Linked DNA regions of Mus musculus: region 1 is linked to region 2. A link is a loop called in an ENCODE intact Hi-C map of the cell type or tissue named here. Cell type or tissue: left cerebral cortex. All regions are shown on one strand. Links, peaks and the distances in the headings refer to the core of each region. The heading gives the core; the rest is flanking DNA.

The links. Hi-C counts contacts between places; a loop is a spot of excess contacts. Peaks named below come from ENCODE experiments on the same cell type or tissue, not always from the same donor. Only the 100,000 strongest peaks of a DNase experiment are listed, where the experiment ranks them.
Region 1: it touches region 2 in a loop (2.2-fold over the local background); 4 of 42 quality-filtered maps call a loop at or near these places.

Annotation. Positions count from the first base shown.
Region 1 is chr8:116,617,253-116,627,640 of GRCm38, forward strand. Cdyl2 (chromodomain protein, Y chromosome-like 2) reads right to left here. Exons shown (of 7, transcript NM_029441.3): 2 at 6,532-7,114. Among named protein-coding and RNA genes, the nearest start is that of Gm31367, 16 kb to the left of the region's middle. In left cerebral cortex, for the core only: a CTCF peak has its summit at 4,718; DNase peaks (open chromatin) are centred at 1,750, 2,663, 2,878, 4,030 and 4 more places; H3K27ac peaks cover 3,320 bases.
Region 2 is chr8:116,665,513-116,675,900 of GRCm38, forward strand. The region is part of intron 1 of Cdyl2 (chromodomain protein, Y chromosome-like 2); the gene reads right to left. Among named protein-coding and RNA genes, the nearest start is that of Cdyl2, 62 kb to the right of the region's middle. In left cerebral cortex, for the core only: CTCF peaks have their summits at 3,661 (motif pointing left) and 6,210 (motif pointing right); DNase peaks (open chromatin) are centred at 5,827, 6,231, 8,632 and 9,106.

The DNA of each region.
Region 1 (10,388 bases), core at 1,587-9,586, 48 kb before region 2:
ACACACCACACACACACACACACACACAGAAAGACAGAGAGACAGAGATTGGTGCATATACAAAGAGACTGAGTGACTGGCTAGACAGACAGACAGACAGAGAGACAGACAATAGATAGTTAGATGAATGAATGCAATTAAAATAAACAAACTTGAAAAAAAAAATCTAGGCCATGACCTAACTGGAGAAAGTCAATTTCCCTCTTGGGTTTGCCAGCGGTTTGGTTGCTCCTACTTAGAGAGCTTTAGATTTTTCCATTCTAGCCCGGCACCCTCTGTAGAGTGCAGTGGCTAACTTAGACCAGAATTTAGCTTCACAGCACAAAGGGCTTAAATGCATCCATTAGCACCAGTTACTTGCCACACATCGAAGGGCAAAGCATAAAGCCCTTAAGCCCTTGTACTACTGGCTTTGAAAACTCCCCACCTCTGAACACCAAAAGGCCTGGTCGGTGCTGGTTTTGCATAGGTAGCTGGCACTGGACAAAAGCAAAAAGAACAGCCGTGGGCCAGGTTTCACAGGCAGGTTGAGGGCTGTCACTCAAGATACCCAAAGTCATCCTACATCAGATGACCCTGTGCCTCTTTCAGGACAAAACCAATGCTCTGGGAAGCAATAGTGGCTGAGAGAGCCAGGTTTCAAGATCAAAGCAGGGAGTAAGAAATGTCTAGAACAGTTTTGAGGCAGTACTGAGGGGACTGAGAGAAGCCAGAGGGTCACTGAGGACGACGACTGACCACTGGGCTCAGAGTGAGACCAACTGACAATTTTCCTTTGTCTCCCTGACCAGTCTGGAAATCCACCCTGTCTGAGACCCACCAGAGAAACCTGGAATGTGTTCTCTGGTCCAAGAGTCTGCAGAGTCTGCATGAGTCAGGGGCAGCCCAGCCCGCCCACTCGCTCTAGAATCCTCATTTACATTATCCATTCTGGAACATAGAACTGACCACTCAGCCTCAGGCTCCTGCTGGAGCTTTCTAAGAGTAAGTTCAGTCTTAAGTTATATTTATTTTACTTTGTGTTGGAGGAAGAGGGGGAGAGAGAGAGGAAGGGAGGGCAGGAAAGAGGAAAGAGAGCAGGGGATAAAGGAAGGAGGGATGAAAAAAGGAGGGAGGGAGGGAAAGAGAGAAAGACTCAAGTTCAGGCTGTCCCTGAACTTGCTAGGTAGCCAAGGATTATCTTGAATTTCTGACCCCCGGGCTCCACACTCAGAGCATCACAATTATAGGCATGCAGCACCTGAGGCTCTGACCCAAGACTTCACACATCAGGCAAGCACTCTAACAACCATCCTTAAGTTGTACTTTTTGTGAACTTAATCTTATCAAAGGTTTGCAGATTCAAGTCAGAGAAGAACACCCCAGTTATGTTTGTGGGTAATCAGGGTTTACAAATTGCTTTTCGCTGCCCCCAAAGCCAGGTGGGTATTACTTCGAGGTCAGCTCTGGGGTTAAATTGCCTGGGCTTGTCTCCTGAGCCCAACCTGTGCCATCTGTAGCCTCCTCCTGCACTTTAATATGGGTGTAACAGCTGCCTCTAGAAGCCACCACGAGGACCACAGAGCATCCTTTGCGAACATCAGAATCTCACAATATAGCTCCTTTACCCTGCTTCTCCCATTCCACGTTCTCCCTCATACTTCAACGAGTCACAAAGGCAACTGGAAGGTCCCAGGCATAAGAACGCCTACTCTTCGGCGAGGCCCCTGGGCTCTCACAACCGCCTATGTTTTCACCTACCACCCACAGCTTATTAGTCAATGGTGGTGGTTTCCAAAATGGGGTTCCTAGGCCAACAGTACCAACTTGGCTCTGTTCAGTTTCCAGCCCACCCTCCAGGTGTGCTGAGTCTAGCTCTGCCTTTGTCAGGTCCCAAGTTCTCCCCACGAGGACAGTGTGGGTTGCTTTTTAAATGTCCACCTCGGTTCTGATCTGCAGATAAGGGAAAGCAATAACCGCATGGAGAGTGTGAAGGTTGAAGTGAACACCCTGGAAGAGAAGGCTGGCATCCTGTCAGAGGATGGATGGATGGAAAATGGCAAAGGATGCCCACCTGTCTGGGAGGGGACATGCATGGGCGGGAACAATGCAGGGAATAGTGAATCACGGAAGGCCTGGGAGACAGACAGACAGACACCAAACATGTAGAGAAATGATATTCGGAAATCAGAGAACTGTGGGCACGGGGCTTGAGGGTCCACGGGCCCTTGGAGAGCACTGACTGGGCAGCCATGCTTTGCTCTAGGGCTCAAAGGGAATGAGGGTACCTGCTGGGGAGGTGGAGTGTCCCCAGGGGTTAAAGCACAAATGGGTCTTTAAAAGAACCAGGCTGTGGCCTCTGTGGACAGTCAGGACAGGGGAGTTCCCACCAGAGCAGGAGAGGGAGGGATCCCTAAAGGGACAGCTGCTCAGCACAGCTGAAGCCTATCTTTCTTAAGAAAGAGACATGGAGACAGAGAGGCAGAGACAGACAGACAGACAGACAGACAGAAACAGAGAGAAATCCCTTATGTGGGAAGTACACAGTCAAGGAAGAGACCTTGTTTTTTAAAAAAACCATGCTCTTACAAGTTTAAAAATGCGGGAGAACATCCCAGATCTGGCAGCGAGGCGTCTATGAGCCATCGCTCACAACCACACACGTCCGTGGGGGCGGCCATCCACACTCAGCTATTAAAACTCATCGTTTGACAGGAGTGATTCACACCTGCCCCCCCGCCCCCCCCCCCGCCGCCGCCCCAGGTCCCCATTCACTCGGATGGGGCGGAGCTCATTCTAACAAGCTCCCAGAGGGATACTGAGGCAGATGGTCCGTGGACCGCAGAGTCGTTTGTCACCCCAGGAGAAGAGGGAACAGAGGTGGGCACTGAGCCATGCATGCCATATTCATCTTGAGCTTCAGCGGGGAGAGGCATGGTGTGAACCCAGAATGTGCCACCCACTGGAGCCCTGGGCTGTGGATTGTTCCTATACCATAAGGAAGTCATATTACATAAGTTACTTCTTTCTATGGGGAAGTTAAGTCATCGAGAGAGGGGGGGAAAGACATTTAAAAAGTGAACACCCCATATCCCAAACACTGCCCTGAGGTGCAGTCAGGAGCCCTCTGGGATGCTTCTGCAGGGCAAACAGGGGGAACCCCTAAGTCCTACACCCCACTGGTCAAATGGCACTAGATCCTTAGGTTTGGGTCAGAGAAAGATTAGGAGGAAAATAATTCAATGCCTAACCTGTATGTGGCACTGCCCTCAACAGAGCTTCCCTAAGGCCAGGAGCATGACAGAGACTTGTTTGGTCTCCCTACACCTCTGAATCTCAGACTGCTCTCAATGGCAAGGATGCTGCCTCCGCTTCCCCCAGTGCTTGACCCCCCTGGGTAATAAGCTAGCTGCAACCCAAGTGTCAGAGGGTGACTGAGGCAGGAGCCGTTTCTCCCACGAGTGACTACATTCGAGTTGTATATAAATACGGCAATGCTGTTCCATGTATTACATGGGACTCCATCCATGGAGGTTCAACCTCTGGTGCTTACTCAACCTAAAAGTCCGAGCCCACCAGCTTGGCCGAGGGTAGATTTTAAGTTACAAAAGATGGGCCCTTACTCCTCTCTTTGCATCTCTCTAATCTAGCCAGCGGCTAGCAGGGCAGTGGTCCTGAACCGGTGCTCCGAGAGTCAGACTTGAACTGAAGGGCTCTGGTGTCCGATGGCAAATGACACGGCCCAGTCATCCTGGTACAGAGTCTAACACACAGAAGCCGCCGAGGTACCCATCAAGAGCCAGTCTCCTGGAGCCTCTCCGCCTAAGACAGTCCATCAGATACTGTGGGATCTGCCTACATTTGTCACAGGTATCCAGGGGGATATTAGACACGTGAAATATGAGACCAACAGCCTATCCTCATGGGAGCTTGTGGGCGCCAACTCGAAAGGATGTAATTAAGCAAAAAGTTTGGGACGGCTACAAACACAATAGAGGTGGGTGGCAGCTTCCTCTCCCTTCCAGCTGGGGCCCTGGGATGTGTGAATATACATTATCTGGAGAAGATAGCAAGACACCAGACTGAGGAGGAAAAAGGTCCAGAATAGCTACAAACGCGCAGGGACTTCGGCGGGTCGGCTGGCTAGCAAGTTTCTCAGGTGATGAGGTATCTGGCCCCATTAGCGAGTTGGCATTCAAGGCGGGTCGCCAGAGCAAAAGGCTAACAGTTGCACTCCACCTCAGAAAGCAGCACAGGGCATGGGGAGAGACACCCACCCTGTGCATCACACTGCTGTCTGGCAGTCAGTCAGCAAACCATCCTCCCTTAGTGCTCCTGCTTACTCTTAGGGAAGCTGCAAGTCTGGCAGGGGGAGTGTTATCAGCTCAGTTACTGGGACCCTGCCCAGGCTCCTGCTCTTGTACCCCATGAGCCTAAGAGGCTTCCCCTGACCGCCCCTTCCTGCACCAATGGGGGAGGGGGATTCTGCAACTGCTAGCAGCTGTCACGCGAACATCAAACGGGGATGTTTATGCCAAGCCTCGTTTACACAAGCTACTTCTTCCCCCGAGAGATGAATGTTTAAGACAAACAGCGCTTCCATATGCTCGAAGCACAGGCATATCAGCACTGGGGGATCCCCAGATGGAAGCATGAGTCAGGCTGGGGCAGATGCCTAAATAAATCGCGTTAGGGTGAGATTCCTCTCTGGAGCAGGAGGAAGCTCTAAGCAATTGCCCAGGTTCCCCTAAAGATGGCAAGCTCTCCCCAACGGAGCATACTCAGAACGGTCCAGACCCCACACTCAGCATCATCACAGACGGGCACTTAACTCATGACCTAGCCTGCTCGTTACCACCTGCACCTCTGCATCCGTGTTCACTCTCATTCCATCAGGGGCATCTGAGGGCCCTGCACACTGGGCATGCACTGTTGTGTGCCCATTAGGTATTTCCTGAAGCTCCTGAGACTTCAGGCTCTGATCTCTGTATATGAAGATGCCTGTGGGTATACACAAGGGTGTTTGAGAATGGAGGGGGCATGACACTGGAGCACACAGCTTGCCCAAAGACACAGGCCACTGAGGTCTTTGTGAAGGCGCAGTCTGGCCACTGAGGATGTCACAGCATGAGAAGCTCAGGGTTCACCGCCTCCAGAGACTGTAAGAGGAGGAATTCATGTCCTAACGCAAGCTACCTACAGTCTACGTTGCTTCCAGGACAGGGCAGAAAGGAGCAGGCAAGAGAGCCGGCACAGGGCGGGGTTGGAGCTGCAGTTAGGACCAACCCACTATAGTCTGGGTGTTGGGGTTCCCCCTCCCCCGAGAGTCACAGCTTGAAACTCTGTATCCCATTTAACAGTACCAAGAGGCAAAGCCTGTGGGATGAGATAAGCTCATGAGAACTGTATCTATCATCTTGAAAGGGATTGGCGGCTTTATAAAGGAAGCTCTGCCCAGTCTGGGCAACCGTGAGTCCAGGGCAAGCCTGGTCTGAACATAGAGACTGGATAAAGAAATTAAAGAAGCACGACAGGAGTTGTACTGTCCTATGTCCCATGCATGGACACAGCTGGAAGTTAGTCATGTTCCACCTAAGAGGAACGGCCCTCCGCCTACGCTGGTGACACCAGAAGAGCAGGCATCTCCCATCATGCGCTAGCTTGGAGAACTCCATCTGTAAATGGCGTGGACAGGAGGACAGCCCCCAAGGCAGCCCCTCCCTGGACAAAGGCTGTGAGTCCCAGGGGAGGTGCAGGCCCTCTGGGGAGGACTTCTGTCTCCTGGGATGTTGGGCTGCACCCCACCCCCAGGAATGTGGATCTGGTGTGGTGACTACAGCCTGGGGTATCCTACAGTGTAGTAGGATTCTCTCTTTTTTCTGTATTTAACAGTATAGGGGGGATTGGATGTCCCCTTTACATCACAGGATCTCATTACAGTGGCCCAAGCTGGTCATGCACTCAACCTGTAGTCCCGAGTGACCTTACATTTGCAATCCTCCTACCCCAGCCTCTCACATAGCTGGGATGACAGGCCTAGCTGTAGTTAGGCCTTTGTAACCTACCGCAGGCCTCATATAGCACCTGGGGCTTGATATCCCTGTATGCAAAGGTGTCTAATAACCAGCACAGGCTTGAGGTCAAACGTCCGTGGCCTTGACGTGAGAGACCAAGAAAGGCAGAACTAAGAGGTAGCTAAGAGTTAAAGACAGAAGGTGGGTAGCAACTTAGATATTTCCCTAGGTTGAAAGAAAAGTCAGACCAAAGGGCTGAAGACATGGCTGGCTTGGTGAGTAGAGTCCTTACCCAGCATGCCCCGTGTTCCACCTTTACCTGAGACAGGATCTAACAGTGCCTGCATGCAATCCCAGCACCCAGGAGACAGAGGCAGGAGACAGGGGGGTCAAAGCCATCCTAGAATACTTGGTGAGTTTGAGGCCAACCTGGACCACATAAGATCCTGCCTACAACAACAACAACAACAACAACAACACCACAAGCTGGCCACCAGCCAAGACCAACCCAACCCTGAGAGAAAGAAAAGCCACAGACCAACTCCATTCTCCACCAGCGCGGAGTGGGTCCCGTCGCAGTCACTGGCCTCCTGCTCTCCAAGCTGGTCGTTCAACTCCAGATCCGGCTGATGGGACCCGTTTCCAAAGTGTGACTCGTCCTTCTCAGAGCCGGCATCTCCGTTCTCCAGGCCGTTCTGAGCCTTCTTCAGGGGCATGATCTGTAAGCCACTGGGGGTAGTCCTATAGGACACAGTCTTGGTGGCCCTGTCTGGAGCCTTACCCGAAGACCCCTTCTTGGGCCTGGACAGGGGAGAGTTGACGCGCTTCCGCTTGTGGGAAGATGGTTTGCTCTTCCCGGGTTCCAGAGGCCGATGGGAGAGTCTTTCCACTGGCAGGCCGCGGGCGTCGCGGAGGAGCTTGGAGGCTCCGGCCTGCTTCCCTGACTTCACCCTCTTATCCTTGGACAAGTGGAGCCCGTTGAACTCGTCGATAAACTCCTCACAGTGCAGGAGGTGATGCTCCGGTTCCCACGTGTCCTCCGTGCTGCCGTAGCCTTTCCATCGGATAAGATATTCCCATTTCCCCTTCTTGTTCTTCCTCTTGTCCACAATCCTTTCAACCTGGGGATGCAAGACGAAGAGGGTGAGAAGACGTGGGACCCAAGGATCATTTTCCAAAGGGGCCCCAAGCTGTCTGAGGTCCGGCTACAGATGGGCAGACAGACCTCAGAGTCCCCGCTAAACATCTGCCAGTCTGGCTGCCAACATCCAACCTAGAAATTCAGAGTGGAAACGAATTCATTAACAGTCAAGCTTGCTTATAGCCTGCAGATGTGCTGTGTACTTGAAGGGCTTTCAGACAGACAAGAATGTGACACATAGAGGGGAAGCCATCTGCGATTTCTGCTGAGCAATAGACAAGTATAAAGTGACAGGTGACATGTAAGATTGTGCCTAACTGGTTACTCGGTGTTCAAGGAAAGCCTTGTGCTCAGGTATACAAAACCTCCCCCAGTACTCCTGCAGAACCCACACGGCACTTTATCTGGGTTGCTGACCGACTTCATGAGGTCATAAAAATAAATAAATGGGCCAGCCTTCGCTACCCTGAGGCGCTGGTGCTTGTCATTTTGGGTAAGGGTTCTTGTTCCAGTCAATCTCAGGCAAAAAAGAATGCAATACTCCCAAGAGTGCTATGAAGGGAGCTGGCTTGTTCTGGAGCTCAGCTTAAGGCCCCAGGTTTTAGCTTAGCTGCAGCATGCCTGCCTCGCAGACAAGAGGCCCTGGATTTGACTCTGCAGCCCTGACCCTCCCTCTCAAAATTAAAACATCACGATCATGATCATGTTCATGGTGGCTCTCCAGACTATACCCCACTGGGAGCACCCACACTCTTGTTGAAATCACACGACTCCAAGCCTTCTCTAGAGATTCTTAGTTCCAGGGCTGCAGAGTGGACTCTGACTTTGAAAACCCTTTCTGACAAAGGTTTCTACTCTTACAAAAGTAAGCAATATTAATTAAGCAATACTACAGATGGCATACTAACTTATCTTTGTGATACCATTGTTATTTTTATATAATAAATCTCTTAAGAAGGTTTTTATATTAACGCGTAGTTAGTCTGTTAGGGTGGGTCAGTGCATGTGTAGAGCACAGGCAGAGGCCATCAGAGGGTGTCGGATCCCCTGGGGATGGAGTCTCAGGTGGCAAGGACCAGAGTTTTAAGAACCAAACTTACTCAGGTCCTCTGCAAAGAGCAGTAGATGCTCTTGACTGTTGAGCCATTTCTCCAGTCTTTGCATAATAAATCTAATGTATAGCTTCCATTACGCACACTGTGTTTCTGAGGCAGACACTGTACTGAAGGACGGCCTGAGACCACGTTCCCCAGACATCCCAACAAGCAAGCATCTTCTCCGCCTCTGCTTTACAGTGAGGGCAGAGCTTTACAGAGAGACTCACAGAGAGATTAAGTCACGCAAGTCCCAGGGCTGGGGAGGGAAGACCTGGGCTGGAACAATTCTCACTCTGAACTTTGTCTCTCAAGGGCTATGTGAGGCCAACCATCTCAGCTGCAGGAACCCTTCGCACCGGACAAAATGGATTTGCAACAATAAAACTGGGTTCTCCCCGATGCAGCCTCCCACCTCCCCCAGGCCATGCAGGAATGCAACATGGAGGCAGAGAGGGGTCCAGCATTTGTTGCTAGGCTACGAGGTGCCAGGCATACTGCATGGGAGGTGCGGTCATTCTCCCATGTGACAGGTGATGGTACTGTGCACATTAGCTAGTATTTCTATTGCTGTGATTAAAAACATCACAACCAAAACTGTGCACATTAGCTAGTGTTTCTACTGCGTGATTAAAAACATCACAACTTGGGAAAGAAATGGTTTATTTCAGAAGACAGCTCTCAGGCCACACTCCATCACTGTGGGAAGCCGGGCGGTGGTGGCGCACGCCTTTAATCCCAGCACTCGGGAGGCAGAGGCAGGCGGATTTCTGAGTTTGAGGCCAGCCTGGTCTACAAAGTGAGTTCCAGGACAGCCAGGGCTACACAGAGAAACCCTGTCTCAAAAAAACCAAAAAAAAAAAAAAAAAAATAATAAAAAAATAAAAAATAAAAACATCACAACCAAAACTGTGCACATTAGCTAGTGTTTCTACTGCGTGATTAAAAACATCACAACTTGGGAAAGAAATGGTTTATTTCAGAAGACAGCTCTCAGGCCACACTCCATCACTGTGGGAAGTCAGTGCACGAACTCAAGGCGGGAACTGAAGCAGAGGCCATGATGGAATGCTGTTTATTGACAGCAGTTTTGTTTTCCAGGGCTCCCCCAGCTTGCTTCCCTATACAACACACACTCATCCGCCCAGTGCTGGTACCACCCGTAGTGGGCTGGGCCCTCCCAACACACCCCAATTATTAATCAAGAAAATGCCCTACAGATTTGCCTATAGTCCAATTTTATGGAGGCATTTTCTCAACTAAGATGCCTTCTTTCTAGATATGTCTAGGTATGTGTCAAGTTGACAAAAAACAAAAAACCAAAAAACCAAAAAACCAAAAAAACAAAAAAACAACCAGGACACTGAGCATGAGGGGACTTGCCCAGGAGCACAAGCCAGGGTACAGTAGAGGTAGGTGTGAGCCTACTGTTCATGTCTAAGCCATGTGCTACTATGTAGAAACATGTTCCCTTAGATTCCAAGGACAAAGACACCCAAGGTAATGCTGGGTCTGTGCGAATGGCTGATTTATCTAAGCGAAGGGTCATTTTTATTTAACAATTTAAAGATTTACTATGTATATGGGGGTGCATATGCCACTGTGAACTTGTAGAGATCAGAAGATAGCTTACAGGAATTAACTCCTCTTCTCCATGTGAGACCCAGGGACCAAACTTGAGTCATCAGGTTTGGTGGCAAGTGCCGTTACCTGGGACTCATCTCACGGTGACCTAAGTTTACTAGCCTTTCGCCCTTGTTATACATATGGACTTGTTTTTGCCAGTGGTGACTGGTCAAAGCACGATAAATACATGTCTACAGACAGCCTGGCTCTCAATGAGACATCTCTATCACACTTCCTCTCCCCAAGGCTCAAGTATCATTGAGGAAGGGGGGCGGGCAGAAGAAAGAGGCAGAAGTTGGAGAAGAAATTGAGAGAAACAGTGTCCTCTGGACACGACAGGACCACTACACTTATGAACTCAGAGCAGCTTTAGCTGCGTATACAATACTTGCATAAGAATAAGCCGGTCAACAGTCCGGCATGGAGGGAGGTGGTCACAAGTCTCCCCTGAGCCTTCCCCAGTCGCTGGTGGCTTCTGGGGAAGGGAGCTGGGTTTTCTCTAAGGATGCCGCCCCATGTCCCCTCCCCACCCCA
Region 2 (10,388 bases), core at 1,612-9,611:
AACAGAATAGTAAAAAGGCTGAATTAAGGGGATCTTCTGGAATATAAAGCCGGGGCGCACTCAGAAAGAATACATGGAAAAGTTTTGGAGTTAGAACTATAAGGTATTTAAAAAAAAAGAAAGAAAGAAAGAAAGAAAGAAAGAAAGAAAGAAAGAAAGAAAGAAAGAAAGAAAGAAGGAAAGAAAGAAAAAGAAACTGAAATCTGGGCAGTGGTGGCACACGCCTTTAATCCCAGCACTTGGGAGACAGAGGCAGGCAGATTTCTGAGTTCGAGGCCAACCTGGTCTACAAAGTGAATTCCAGGACAGCCAGGGCTATACAGAGAAACCCTGTCTCGAAAAAAAAAAAAAAACCTAAACTAAAACAAAAAACAAACAAACAAACCCTGAAGTTCAAGAAAGCGAAAACATAGAACTAAATGGGAAGAAATCAGTAAAAACAGGGACTGCAGGACATCAGAAGCCATAGGCAGTGATTCTCAGCCCTCTTTTTTTTTTTAAGATTTACTCATTCATTCATGTGAGTACATTGTCACTCTCATCAGACACACCAGAAGAGGGCATCGGATCCCATTGTAGATGGCTGTGAGCCATGTGGTTCCTGGGAATTGAACTCAGGACCTCTGGAAGAGCAGTCAGTACACTTAACCTCTGAGCCATCTCTCCAGCCTAGTTCTCAACCTTCTTAATGCTGAGACCCTTTAACACAGCTCCTCATGTTATAGTAATCCCACCACCACCACCACATACACACACCATAAAATTACTTTCATTGCTACTTCATAACCATAATCTTGCTACTGTTAGGAACTGTAATGTAAATATCTGATATGTGGGATAGCTGATATGTGACCCCTATGAAAGAGTCATTTTACACCCCCCACCCACAAAGGAGTCACACAGGTTGGGGACCACAGGTTGAAAACCAAATGCAATAGAGGGGTGCTTCAATGAAAATTATTTATGGGGCTGAAGAGATGGCTCAGCAGTTAAGAGCACTGACTGCTCTTCCGGAGGTACAGAGTTCAAATCCCAGCAACCACATGTTGGCTCACAACCACCTGACGCCCTCTTCTGGTGTGTCTGAAGACAGCTACAGTACACTTACATATAATAATAAATAAATCTTTAAGAAAAGAAAGAAAGAGAGAAAGAGAGAAAAAATTATTTACAACCTAGAAGACCACACTCAGCTAAACCATAGGTCAAGTGGGAGAGTAGAATTAAGACATTTTTAGAAACATATTTGATTAATATCTCCTCGTCTGCTTTTCTTAGGGACCTACTAGAGGTCAACTCCACCCTGACAATAGTGTGAGAAAATCAGAAAAAATACATGGAGCCCAGCCCAACACAGGAGGGACAGAGAGAAACCAGAGGCGGCAGGGGATCCCACAATGACGGATATGCACTAGACCTTGAGGAAAATCAATCCAGATTGGCACAGGTTTGACATTTTCTTGGCCAAGGATGATTCGAGGCTCCAAATTCCTATCCGCCCTCCAAAGTAAACAGACAGGCATACGGCAAACCACCAGACCCATCACTTGTATTGTGACATCCATAACAACAACAGTGTGTGCATGAAGTGGATGATTAGACCACAGACGTGCCAAATTTCACGGAGGATGGTGCCAGGCTCTCCTCCTTTTAACACCTCTGGAATCAGGAAGCATTTCATAACAGAGGAGTAGCCCACCTTGATGGCTCAGACGCCACTGTCTGGCTAAAGCCATTTTTCATTGATAGTATCTTAGAGTCCGTGAAATACGTGTTCCTCGTTGTTAGAAGCCACACTCAAGTCTGGAGCCCCTTTGAATCGCATCTTGGCAGGAGTGTTCTACAGTCCACAGTCTGTAAATAGAGACAAGCTGCAGACTCCCAGAGAGAAAATGTTCCTGGATGAACATACTCAAAGCCAGGATATACATGTGTCACCTCGCAGAACTGGAGGGAAACGGTGGTCCTTATTTCCCCTCTCTTTCTCCTTCTGAGTGTTGTAGCATGCTTTCACTCTCAAGATGTGAATCCAAAATTTAAGTATCTCAAATAACAAGAGTGAAATGTTTTCACTGATGGCAAAGACTCTGGGCATCAGCAGAAAGGTAAGACCAAAGAGGTACCATAGCGGGGTAGAGAACGTCCTTTATCCCAACAGAAAACTAAACTGGGCTGGGGACACAGCTTAGGGCAACACCAGACTCAGATCCCCAGAACCCGCATTAAAAGCTGAGTGCAGTGGTGTACATCTGTAATGCTAGCAGGAGAGGCAGCTCCTGGGGGCTTTCCGGCCCAACAGTGTAGCCCAATTAGTGAGTCCCATGTTCCGTGAGAGAACCTTTCTCATAGACACTGACTAGGGAAGACAATAGAAGCGGGCAAGCAGGCCCGAAAGACGCATACGAAAACACACATGTATTCACGAGTCACATTCCATGAATCAATACACATTCTGCACACGTTTCTGAACTGTGTCACCTGTGCCCATGGGGCGGGGGGAGAAGGGACTGCTTATCCAATAGACCGAAAGATGACAAAGCCACTGGCAAAGGAAAAGCTGAGAAGAGAATGGGATTAGAAGGAGGATACAGAAGATGGGTTCAAAAAGTCAGTTGTCTAACAACAAAAGATGATTAGCCCAGCTGTGGGTAGAAGGGAGTTCACTAGAAGGCGCCATTTCCCATTTCTGATAGCACATTCTAAGTAGTCTCATAATGCCATCTGGTTGTGCGACAGCTCTGCCCTATTTCCACATTACACAGGTGCTGAAAAGCCTGGATACCCTCTGAGGCTCCCTGGACAGGTTCACAGCAGCCTCCTTGAAGGCATGGGTGTCCTCACTTCAGATCCAGTAGGAAATGACATTTTTTTAAACCCATCGTCTTGGGACATTGTTGGTAGGCCAACATGGAGCAATGATTATCAGTACGAGAAGTGGACTGAGTGTCTTGGCTGTATACTTTCCCCAGTACTTTGTCAATCAACACAAGGAGAGCAGTTGTCACCACAAGGGAAACTGTACTCAATGCTCTGGAGACCAAGCAATGCATCCCCACAATTGCCAAGAGGCTTGGAAACTTCTACCAGATCGCACAGGACGATGGCCTTTGGCCCGGCCTGCCACAGTGATTGCAAAGGTCCCTTCTGCCCATTCCTCTCCCCAAGTCTTACCTCCCCTCCAAAGCCAGGCTGCTATGATATAATCTAACAGTATAATCTACCCTCCCTGGCACTGACTTCCCTAGAGGATGAAGCCGATCCCTGGCGGTAAAACACAGTTTCCCAGAATCACTCCAAACCAAAGACTGACGACACTCACTAAGTCTTGCCGGGAACAGAGGTGAGAGATGATGAGTCCATCAGTACTGAAAATAATTACACCTTGAACTCAATGAAAGCACGCTCTGCATTCTGGTTAGATGCCTGGCACGACACTCCATCGTAGGTCATCTAACGGACGATACTAGGAAACTCCATCAGTCAATGCTCAGAATTTTTAGCGGTATAACTTCAAGATTTGACCTGGCCAATGCGTGAGTCTATATAAAGTAAGGAGGGCTCAACTTAGAAACACAGAAGCCAGGGCTACATGGGATAGGACTCAGGGCCACGAGCACTGTCCCATCCTGGTTTTGAAGTACACAAACATCCAAAAGAGCGCCACCTGCTGGCAGCAAGGACTCAAACTCAGGAGCCCAAGGGGGATATTCCACATTCGAGCCACAACTGCAAACCACCAAAAAGAACAAGAAACACTGTCAGAATGGGGGCTCTGGATGAAGTGAACAGAACACACAAGGATGTTCCCCATAAGCAAGAGACTCAGCCATCACACAGCGCACCGGTGGTCAAGCTGCCAGGAGAGTTCTGAGGATGAAACATTTGCAGAGCAAACCTGTCTTAGTCAGGGTTTCTATTCCTGCACAAACATCATGACTAAGAAGGAAGTTGGGGAGGAAAGGGTTTATTCAGCTTACACGGCCATGTTGCTGTTCATCACCAAAGGAAGTCAGGACTGGAACCCATGCAGGTCAGGAAGCAGGAGCTGATGCAGAGGCCATGGAGGGATGTTACTTACTGGCTTGCTCAACCTGCTTTTTTATAGAACCCAGGGATGGTCCCACCCACAAGGGGCCCTCCCCCCTTGATCACTAATTGAGAAAATGCCCCACAGCTGGATCTCATGGAGGCATTTCCTCAACTAAAGCCCTTTCCTCTGTGATAACTCCAGCTTGTGTCAAGTTGACACACAAAAGCAGCCGGTACAAAACCTGACAACTGGGGTCCTGGGTGAAAGGACGGAACTGATTCTTACAAGTGCTCATCTGACCTAACATGAACACAAGGACAACCACCCCTCCCGCAGTCACAAACCGTATCACACTAATCTAAACTTTTTAAATAATGCAAGGGATGCCCACGCTACCATACATGCTGATAAGCCCCTCATTGTATTATGACTACATTATCATGAAGGCTATTTCTGAGAAAAATACAAACTATGGTAGAGAGTACAGTGTGAATCTTGGGCCTGAAGAAATGGCCCCATTAGTTAAAAGTGCTTGCTGCTGTTGCAGAGGACCTGGGTTCGGTTCCCAGCATGTACATCGGGTGGCTCACCACTCCTATCAACCTAGCTCTGGAGGAGATCTGATGTCCTCTTCAGGCATACACATCATATACACACGTAAAGTAAAAGTAAAACTGAAAAGAAGAAACAGTGCAAGCCACATCTCTGGAGTCTCTCAGGCTCTTCCATCTGTGTATAAGCTTCTTCCGTAAAATGGGATTAATAACGACCTCCTCCTTCACCGTCAGGAAGAGAGGAACTCTTTCACGTAAAGCACTGAACTTTAATATGGTCCAGGACAGGGTCCCTCCATAAGGGAAGGATGGCTGCCTTGTTTGATATTCTAATAGTTAGTGAGTGAGCTGTGGTGAGAGAAGGCTAAGGCATCAGAGACCCCCACCCCACCCCCAAAAAGGATCGGCCCCAAGTCAGCACTGGAGATCAGAAAGACTGGGCTAGAGAGCTGGAGAATGTTTACACAAAACATGATTTTCTCAAGGGTTCCACAGACCTGACCACTGGACTACCAGTGGCATGCTCAGAAGCCCCGTACTGCTTCAGAGTAACTTTTACATTAGCTTCCTGTCTCTCCAAAACAGCCCTACGCCAATCAGAGAGCTCTGTGACAGCCCTAGGCCAATCAGAGAGCTCCGTGACAGCTCTAAGCCAATCAGAGAGCTCCGTGACAGCCCTAGGCCAATCAGAGAGCTTCGTGACAGCTCTAAGCCAATCAGGGAGCTCTGTGACCAAGACAGTCTCTTTAAGATCCAGACGCCTCTCCTAGCCAAGTGGGAAAGGTGGGGCCTTGGAATTATAGTGACCAGCGCCAGTGCTTCCCTGGTCAGGGGTCAATGGACTCTCCACATCTGCCCATCTAACCCTGAGCAACCTGCCCTGTACTGCATAGTGCAATGAGCTTGAGACTGCAACACAAGATGGCACTGCTAGCCCTGGGCCAGAGAGGGCGCGGGAGAAAGGGGAGAGGGAAGAGAGGAAGGTGGTTAAGAGCACTGACTGCTCTTCCAGAGGTCCCTGAGTTCAATTCCCAGCAACCACACGGTGGCTCACAACCATCTGTAATGGGATCTGAGCCCTCTTCTTGTGTGTCTGAAGAGAGCTACAGTGTTCTCATATACATAAAATAAATAAATCTTTTTTAAAAAGTTATAAACCCCCGTCTGTCTTATGAGCATCCATTTGTCGGCTCCTGAATCTAACTGCAAGTACACCCCCACCGTCAACCCACTTAGAATTCTCGGCACTTCAAACCCTTCTCATCAGGCTTGTCTCGTCTGAATATTCTAATTTCTAGACAAAACAAGACGCGGAACCATCACCCACAGAGTCGTAACACAAATAACCACTCACACGAGTATGGTCTGAACCTCATTCAAATCACAGCATTTTGTTCCACAACTCACTCATTCATTCATTCATTCATTCATTCACTGTGTGTGTGTGTGTGCTTATGTGTATGTCTGAATGTGTGTGTGCGTGCATGTGTGTGCAGGGGTCAGAGTTCAGCCTCAGGTGTTGTTCCTCAGGATCCATCCACTCTGAAGTATTTTAGATTTATTTCATTTTATGTGTACAAGTGTTTTGTCTGTGTGTACAACATGTGCTTGCCTGATGTTCTCAGAGGCCAGAAGAGGGCGCTGGATTCCCTGGAATTGGAATTTAGGATAATGGTGAGCCACTATATGGGTGTAGGAAATGAAACTCGAGTCCTCTACAAGAACCATAAGTACGGCTGAATCAACTCTCCTGAATTCCCACCTTGTTTTTGGATAAACCGTTTCTCTCCCTGGACCTGGGGCTTGCTGATTAAGCTAAGCTGACAGGTCAACAAGCCTGGGGGTTCTGGGTGGGGGTGGGAGGTCAGGGGACGTCCTCCTGTCTCCATCCCACCAATGCAAACATTACCAGTACAAGTTACTACATCTGGCATTTTACATACAACTCATGTTCTCCTGATGGCAGGGGCACAGACTTTGTCACTTGTGCTATCCGAAGCCCCGCTCTCTATTGTTTATTAAGTTACTAATTTAAGGGGATTTACTTTTAATCATGTAAGTAGCTGTGTGAACATGAGAACAGGTGCCTGCAGAGGCCAGGGACATGGAATCTCCCTGGAGCTGGAGCTGTGGGAAGTACCTGACTTGGGTGCTGGGAATCACACCCGGGACCTCTGGAGGAACATCGCTAGCTCTTCCCACCGGGCAGTCTCTTCAGCCTCCCTGAGTCACTAATTTTTTACTTTTCTAATCCCCAACTCTGTGTGTGTGTGTGGGGGGGGGGGGGTGTCAGAAAGCAACAGAATAGAACTCACCTGTGTGCCCTGTGACAGGGAAGACAAGACAAGCCTGTGACTGAACAGCGGGATCCTGAGAAAAGGAGATGAGGCCTGATGTCTGCTAGGTGGAAGCACCTGGTCACAAGGACCGCATGCAGTAGGACATCATTTGTGTAAAAAGGCAGACCAGGAAAACCCATGGAAAATACACACTTATCAGTGGCTGCCTGGAGCTGGGGGACCTGGTGGGGCTATGCTGCTGGGAGAGGTTCGTGATGGCTCTTTTTGATGACGGAAAATGTCCTAAAATGGCCGTGGCTATGGCTGCTTACATTTAATAAGACGGGTTTTGTTTGTTTGTTTGTTTGTTTAAGTGACTGGTCAGAAAATGTCAGTGGAGAACGGTGCTTGCTAACTAAGCCTAGTGACGTGAGTCTGACTCCCGGGACCCTCATGCCTTTTGCTCAGACTTCCACACTGGTACCATGGAACACGTCCCACTCCCCCAAAACACACAAATAAACATAAGACAAATAAATACTTCAAAAAGGAAAAAAAAATCCACATTGGCTTATGTTGAGGTTAGGCCAGGATTTTCCTCCCAGCCCCATGCTCCCAGAAATAAGACTCAGACTCACAATATATTTACAGACACCCTGGCCATAGAGCTAGGCTCTTCCCTGAATTGATATAACTTAAAATAACCCATTTATTCTGACCTGCATTCTGCTACGTGATTAGTTACCTGTGTTCAGGTACTGGGCATCTGTCTTGTCCCATCTCCCCAGGAAGGAAATCTCCTCGCCTGCCTCTATCCCAGAATTCTTTCTCCTCCCGGATATCCCACCTTCTACCTCCTGGCTAAGCCATAGGTCAGCTAGGCTTTTAATTGACAGGTGGATGTATCCATACAACACACAAGATAGTCTCTCTATTTAATTCCCCTTTGAATGGGAAATTATGTTGAATGTTTTGGTCCAGTGATTGTAGGTATGCGAATAATAAAAATAACAGTAATGTTTATTCAAAAGTTAAAGTTGGCAGGCTGGGAAAATAGCTTTGTTGTTTTTTGGTTTTTTTTTTGTTTGTTTGTTTGTTTGGTTGGTTGGTTTTTGTTTTTTTATGTGGTTGTTAAGCAAGTACCCCCAGGTGATCAGAGCATTTTCCTCAAAGCAACAAATGAAATTTGAATGTGCATAGTGAATGTGCATATCCGGGGCGTTACTCCGCTTCCAAAGAGAGGAAGTACTGATACTTGTGGCGTGAATGAACCCTGAGGACGGTGTCCTGAGGGAAGAAAGCCAGTTTCCAGACTCCTACAGGATTCTACTTCCATGAACTGTCTGGAGTAGTGACATTCTTAGACAGAGACTAGAACAATCACTTCCAGGGGCTGAGGCAGGAGAATGGGGCATGATTTTCATTGACAGTCTCAACTTTGCATGAAAAGAGCTACCTGGATGGGCCACAGGTGAGAGCTATCCGTCACCGTGAACGTTCTTCCTGCCTCTAGCTCTGCTCTTAAAATTGCTTAAGATGACAAATTGCAGTGAACTTGATCACAATTAAAATAGACAGACTGGAAGGATCCAAAGGCTTGAAGGGAGAGAAGGGAAATGATTTCACAGGGAAAAAAAACGGAGAGCAAGAGCCAGAGTCCCTGCAGGACAGGTACAAGGCATAGCCTGGTGCTAGCAGGCTCGTGGCAGCACTCGGCTCATCACTACCTTCTGGGGTGGGCTGGCCTCACCCACAACCTGCCAGCCACACCGCCACCCACACCAACCCTGAAACAAGCCAGCTCAGAGCTCAGGGGGTGGGAGCAGAGTGACTCACTGAGCCATAGAACTCTGACTTCTGACAGAGAAGAGCCCCACCTCACCCCGGCCCCACACCTGTGACCTCTGTCTATACGGTTACCAGAAATGCAGATTTAGGCTCAGCCATCAGGGCAGGGCAGGGCAGGGCAGGGCAGGGCAGCCCAGGCAGTCAGGGACATAATGGAGACACAGTGACCTTCAGGATCCAAGGATGCAGTTCCCTTCATTGTCAGGTCTCCCATGGGTGGGTTTCTGGGGTAAATGGTGTAGGAGGTAGGGAAGACGTGTGAGGAGAAGGCTCATGAAGTGCTCAGAAAATCTAGGAAAAGGCAAGCAGTGAGAGCTGAGGCTGTCACTCGGTTGGGAGGATGTTGAGCTAGCATTAGGGAAGTCCCAGATTCCAGTCCTAGCACCACCTAAACCTGGTCTGATGGGGCACACCCATAATCCCAGTGTTGGGGAAGTGGAGGCGTAAGATCAGAAGTTCTTGGTTTACCGCCAGCCACTTAATGAATTCAAAGTTGAAGGTCAGTCTGGGACATAAGAAAGGATATCTTTAAAAAAGAAAGGGGGGGGGGGAGGGAGGGAAGGAAGGAGGAGGGAGGGCAAGATAGACTGAACTAGGCAGAAGCAAAGCTCACAAGGATCCTGGCTGACATCCTAAGTTATGGTCCATGGAGGGACAGACACTACCAAGACGTAACAAAGCCGGAGGCTGCACTGGCCCCCTTGTTCCCCACCACAAGCCCATCTCATGGCCCATGGTCCACCAGAGGTCCATCTCCACTGTGTAGCTTTCCCTTCTGCAGGAGTAGAGAGTGGGGAGTCAACATCTAATTGGGGGGACAGAGAGAGGCAAAGGAGAAGCCCTGCCTCCCCATCATGGCTATACCGTTTGTGAAGCCCCACCATCATGACTGGAGGACATTTAATACTGTCTTATAACCTCTAAGCAGGGCAACTGAGAAAAAGGAAATAACTATATCAATTAATGTCTATGAAAGAGTCAAAAATAGGACTTTACTATCCAATTGTACATCTCGTTTATTAAGAGACTAAGAAAGACAGAGATTAAAGAAGCAACTTCAGAAATCTGTCTGGTTACCAAAAAATAACAAAAAAAATAAATAAATAACAACCACAAAAAGAACCTTATCAACAACCAGCAGTAACTGCTTAGAAAATATGGTAGGAAAAATACCCTATTTAGAGAAGCAGCAAAAAATATAAAATGCCTGGAAATGAAATTTAACCAAAGTGGGGAAAAGCAGTGCAGGATTCAACGAAGAAATGTGCAAAACGGCAACATATTTTAAAACGCCATTTATACCAAATGGAGATGATTCTATATTTGTGGACGGGAAGTTCATTACTATAAACATGTTAATTTTCTCAAACTCAACTTCAAACTTCGAGCGATTATTAATCAAACTCCCATCTGGAATTTTTTAAACTTCACAAATTTATTTTAAGTAAATAAGAAGCAGAAATAGCCCAGGGGAAATATGTTTAAAAAAAAACTGAATTTAGACTTGTAGTAATATTTATTACAGAAAACTACCATAAAAAGTAGCTCTACTGTAAGCACAAAGAGAAACTGGAATTGTATAAAAAGCACAAAGACATACCTATAGATATATAGTGTATGCCTTGCAGTAAGCAAATATATATACCCCTACACACACAAACACACACACACACACAC